Linked DNA regions of Homo sapiens: region 1 is linked to region 2. The links are chromatin loops, found by intact Hi-C in ENCODE. Cell type or tissue: psoas muscle. All regions are shown on one strand. Each heading gives the region's core, and the rest is flanking DNA. Links, peaks and the distances in the headings are about the cores only.

Region 1 (2,914 bases), core at 119-2,618, 59 kb after region 2:
AGCCCTTGTCCAGGACAAAAACGCTGCTTATTAAGCACTTTGCCAACCACTGAGTTAAATTCTCTGTATATGACGATTCACTTAGTCCTCACAACAAAATATGTGCTAGTCGTATTTCCATTTTACAGTTGAGGAAACTGAGTCACAGAGCGATCACGTAGCTCCCCAAGCTCCCATAGCTAGTAAGCACTGAGAGGGATTCAAGCCCAGGTACTTCCAGGTACTTCCTGCCTTGATCTTATCAGCCACGCTGGCTCTGCTGCTTTACTGCGACATGGCTGCTCAGCCCAACCCCACTCTCAGCTGGCCTGGACTGGCCTTGGCTAGTTGGCATGTGACCGTGGTGGGTGCCACATGCCCTTCCAGATACCCATCGGGCCAGGGGATGCATTCCCCTACATGCCCCTCCCCAACCCGGTCTATACCCTCCGCAGGGGAAGCCTCCACCTAGTGGACACAGGAGTGTGAAAGCACCTGCCCTGCTTCCATCCACAGCAGCCCAGGGCCCCGGGTCACTGACCAAGGCCTCTGTTGACTACTGACTACATGGAAGCTCAACTCCCCTCTGACAACTCCATGCCCCACAGGTGCTGTAACTGTGAGCACACCTCAGAGCCAGTGTCCTAGGTATAGCCCGGAGACAGTGAGCATGCAAGCAGATGGCCCCTCTGTGGGGGTGGCTGGAAAGCAAGCCATCTGCCCAAGTGTCTGAACAGACTGGGCCTGGGGAAGCCCATGGCAGAGATCTGGACCTGGGGAAAGGACCTGTCTGCTGCCCACTGCCAGGGCCTGGGCAGCCCAGGTGATGCTGCTGGGTGCCATATCCCCACGTCTCAAAACGCGTTTTGCAAACACAGCTCCTGGCATCTTAGGGAGCAGCAGGGGGCCTCCTGTCACCTGGTAGTGTGTGTCTCCTCACCTTGAATCTGGAATAAATCCCTGCAGGTGGCAGACTGGTAGCCTGGAAGGGAGGACTGTGGAGGGGGTCAAGAGGCCTCCCCTCAAACACAGTGTGGGGGACAATGAGCCCGATGTACCCAGAGATTTTTATTTGAGACCTGGAGCTCTCCCGCATGAGCTGTGTGAGTTTGGGCCATTGGTTTGCCCTCTCTGGAAGCCACCCTGTCACATGGAATAAAGGGCGATGAAAGTTACATGTTCCCAAGGAGACTTTCCTGTCAGGGCAGGGGACACTCAAGGCCATTTCCCCTCTCTCTTCCCCAACCCCTGCACCCCATTAGGCCTCAACTAGGAGGGGAAGAAACAGACAAGAGATCTCTCCCATGGACTCGGGTCCCAGACAGTCCTCGATAAGCTGAGAAACCTGACCCTTGGCAGCCCTGAAGGACTCCGAAGTAAAGTCTGTGCCACATAATGGAAAATATTATTCAGCTGAGCTTTAAATAGCTGATGTGATGTGTCTGGGGCTGGAAGGTGGCCCGTGGAAGCTGCCAGAGCAGCCGGTCCCCACATGTGGGGCTTGAGAAGGACCCTGAGTCACTTCACGGTTCAGAGCTTTGCAGGGTCCTAGGGGCCTCCCCAGGAGCACCTGGTTTTACTCAGGGTTCCGAGGAAACCACAGCTGTTCCCCACCTCCCACACACCTCAGCGGTGGTCAGAAGGTTACAGACAAGCATTATGCTGCATTAGCATCCTAAGAAAGCGGTTCTCAAACTCAAGGCGGGGTCAGAATCACATAGAGGACTTGTGGGCTCACAGGCTGCTGAGCTCCAGCCCCGAGTTCCTGATTTAGGAAGCCTGGGGGCCTGAGAAGCTGCACTTCCAACAAGTTCCCAGATGCCATGCTGCTGCTGGTCTGAGGCACACTTTGAGACTCCTGGCTTGAGGCCAGCTGTACTAGAATCACCTGGGAATCTCTAACAATCACAATACCCAGATGACACCACAGACAAATCTGACTCAATGGGGTTGGGGCCCAGGCATTAGCATTTTGTAAGGCTCCTCAGGTGATTCTAAGGTGAACCCAAGTTTGCAAGCCATTGCTCCAGGGAGTCAGGATACCACAGGGAGAAAACCAGGAACAGCTCCAGGCAGCGTACCATCAGGGACAACTGGGAAGTGGGATAACGGGTGCCTCTAATGCCTCCAGGAGCCACTGGAATCCCAGCTAGAAGGGGGCCACTCAGCTGCAAAAGGCTTTTGGGAAGAGCCTGATGCTGGTGGGCTGCTCACATGGACCACATTTGGGCTCCTCACTGCTTAAAATGGGCCTGGGGACCAACAGCATCACTAGGAGCTTGTGAGCAGTGCAGAATTTCAGGCTCCACTCCAGAGCTAGCAAGTCCGAATCTGCACTTGAACAACATCCCTGGGCAATTATTGTGCACTTTAAAGTCTGAGAAGCAATGATGGGCGAGGTAGGTGAGATCTGCCAGCACCTGAGTAGGGGGTGGAGGAAAAGCCCAAGGGTGTCCCCAGGGCTATCTAGTCAGTTCCCCAAATCCAGATAACGCTGGAAAGCTGAGGTGCTCTTATTTATACACAAATCGCCTGGAGAGCTGGGTGTGTGTATCTAAATCTGTATCTTCAGAACTCCCAAGGAAACTCCCAATTTGCCAAGACTAGGATTCCAAGAGGTCCTCTCCCCCTCTAATCATCTGGCTGAACCCTCAAACCTGAGACCATCAAACCTGGATGGAGTTATAACCTGTCCTAACCAGAACCTGGCCCAGCGATCTTGAACATGGCCAACACATTAGAATTACCCAGGTTGCTTTAAAATCTCTTCTGCGTCTGACTACATCAGAAGCTGTGGGGGTGGGGCCCAAGTGGGAGGGCTTTGAAGCTCCCCAGGTGACTCCAATTAGAACCAGGGCGTGCCCATCTTCAATATTCTCTCCACTGACCTCCCTCCCACAGCCTTCACCTCTGCGTAGCGTGTGCTGTTAACTTG
Region 2 (2,914 bases), core at 92-2,591:
TGCCTGGAACTCACAGACATCTTAGGGTAGGCTTGGACTTCAGCAAGCCATGGATTTGAGATTCAAGGAAATTTTACACATGTTTGAAAGGTCAGAAGGGCTTAGCTGATATAAGGTTTATGTGTGAGGAAGAGATGACCATTTACTTCAATAACTGCACACTCACCCCACAAAAGACAGTACATGTGAGCAGATAACCCATGTTGCAGACCAATGTTTCTATTTACTGAGTAACTATTTTTTTTTTTTTTTTTTGAGATGGGTTCGCTCTGTTGCCCAGGCTGGAGTGCAGTGGCACAATCTCAGCTCACTGCAAGCTCTGCCTCCCAGGTTCATGCCATTCTCCTGCCTCAGCCTCCCGAGTAGCTGGGACTACAAGCACCCACCACCACGCCTGGCTAATTTTTTGTATTTTCAGTAGAGACGGGGTTTCACCGTGTTAGCCAGGATGAACTCGATCTCCTGACCTCGTTATCCACCCACCTCGGCCTCCCAAAGTGCTGGGATTACAGGCGTGAGTCACCACTCCTGGCCTACTGACTGACTATCTTTATCAGATGTTCTCCAGTCAAAATAAAGAAGTGACAGACAACAAGATGGAAGTTACAAGAGAAACATTACTATAAGATAAAGAGGAAAAACTCCAAAAGCACTCAATTTCAAAAATGTTCTAAAAATGAGAATATAAAGACTATAAGGATCTTCTTATGCAAGACACAAATCTCCAGTGCCATGAAGGAAATAATTGATCTATTTGACTACACAAAGACTAAAATGGACAAAATTCATTTATGACATATGTAATTAAATAAAAAGTCTCAAAAATGATAGCAAACTTAACAGAAAGTACCTCTGGGAAAAGGATGGGGAGAGCATAAAAACAGCCTTTACTTTTTTTGTTTGTTTTTGAGACAGGGTGTCACTCTGTTGTCCAGGCTGGAGTGCAGCAGTGCAATCATAGTTCACTGCAGTCTTGACCTCCTGATCTCAAGGAATCCTCTCACCTCAGCCTCCCAAATAGCTCAACCACAGCTGTACATCACCATGCCCAGCTATACTATTTTTTTATTATACTTTAATTTCTGGGATACGTGTTCAGAACGTGCACGTTTGCTACATAGGTATTCACGTGCCATGGTGGTTTGCTGCACCCATCAACCCGTCATCTACATTAGGTATTTCTCCTAATGCTATCCCTCCCCTAGTCCCCCACTCCCCCAACAGGCCCCAGTGTGTAATGTTCCCCTCCCTGTGTCCATGTATTCTCATTGCTCAACTCCCACTTACGAGCGAGAATATGTGGTATTTGGTTTTCTGTTCCTGTGTTAGTTTGCTGAGAATCATGGTTTCCAGCTTCATCCATGTCCCTGCAAAGGACATGAACTCATTCTTTTTTGTGGCTGCATAGTATTCCATGGTGTATATGTGCCACATTTTCTTTATCCAGTCTATCACTACAATAAACATACGTGTATTGTGCATTTCTCTGAATTGTTTTGAGTTTTAATTAGAATGTTCTATTCTATTACTTGGAGTTTTTAAAAGCATGAAAAACACACCATAAAAGTAGACTTTTATTTTCAAAGTAACAGAGAAGGGACTGCGTACTTCTTATTTTTTATCGTTCATTCATTCCCCACATATTAATGAGCACCTACTAAGTAACAGGCATTATTTTAGGCATTATGAATTCAGTCATGAACAAAACAGACAAACTTATCTGCCCTCATGAGAGTATTTTATACTCTAATGAGTAGGAATAGACCATACAGATATAATAATGTCACTCAATACTTACATAACACTATTTACATCTGTCAATTCACAATGAGGCAGGCACTACTAGTATCTCCATTTTACAAATGAGGAAATTGAGGCACAGATTGTTAAGCCACTGTCCCAAGGTCACTCAGACACTGCACTGGTTTACCCCCAGGGTCCATGCTGTTAATCAGTGGTCCCCAACATTTTGGGCACCAGGGACCGGTTTTGAGGAAGACAATCTCTCCATGGACTAGTGGGGTAGGGGATGATTTCAGGTTTCGGGATGATTCAAGTGCATTACATTTATTGTGCACTTTATTTCTATTATTATTACATTGTAATATATAATGAAGTAATTATACAACTCACCATAATGTAAAATCAGCGGGAGCCCTGAGCTTGTTTTCCTGCAACTAGACAGTCCCATCTGGGGGTGATGGAGACAGTGACCCCCAAAGTGTCTGCATTCACTGAAGAAAATCCTGATTCCCAAAGATAGGATGTTGGAAATGGAAGCAAGGTTTTCAGTGCTTTTGTGGCCATCTCGGGATATTTTGCCTTGACTTTAATCAAGAACGTATGGAGATTTGAAGTTTTCTCAAACATACTTTTAAGGCCACCATCATTTGCAATCACAAGCAGTTCACCCTCTTCCGTCACGGACAAAGTCAATTCCCCTGGCTTATTCACAAATGGGTCACGGATCCATTCCTTCCCAGTTTGGGGTCCTTTGCGGTTGGGTACTAATGCTCTAGCTCTTTTGAAAGCTGAGATAGGTGATCATGCATCAGCTGGGAGAAAGAAGCCCTGGCTTACTCTCTTTCAAAATCTCTGCTAATGTTTGAAACATGTCAGAAATCACAAGGTTCATTCATCACCCCCATAATTCCAGTTTGGCTTTGAAGGCAACCACTTTATCTGCTGACTGGAACACAGCTGTCATTCTCCCCTGAAGTGACAGATTGAGTTCATTGAGCAGGTTGAATACTTCACACCACTAAGCAAGTTTTGTGACCCATTCTGTGTCAGTGAAATGTGCTGCCAGTGGTGACCGTTTTTGTAAAAGAAATCTCTGGAGCAGCTCCCGTAACTCGAAAACTCTGGGTGGTGATCTACCTTTAAAAAGCCATCTCACTTCTAGGTACAAAAG

Evidence for each region. Peaks named below come from ENCODE experiments on the same cell type or tissue, not always from the same donor. Only the 100,000 strongest peaks of a DNase experiment are listed, where the experiment ranks them.
Region 1: a loop joins it to region 2, with 2.1 times the contacts of the local background. A loop is called at or near these places in 2 of 110 quality-filtered maps.

The regions. Positions count from the first base shown.
Region 1 is chr20:19,024,897-19,027,810 of GRCh38, reverse strand. No RefSeq gene overlaps it. Among named protein-coding and RNA genes, the nearest start is that of SLC24A3, 190 kb to the left of the region's middle. RefSeq lists enhancers at 1,286-1,335, 1,716-1,765. In psoas muscle, for the core only: no CTCF peak of the experiment used is centred there; a DNase peak (open chromatin) is centred at 1,439.
Region 2 is chr20:19,083,705-19,086,618 of GRCh38, reverse strand. No RefSeq gene overlaps it. Among named protein-coding and RNA genes, the nearest start is that of SLC24A3, 130 kb to the left of the region's middle. In psoas muscle, for the core only: no CTCF peak of the experiment used is centred there; no DNase peak of the experiment used is centred there.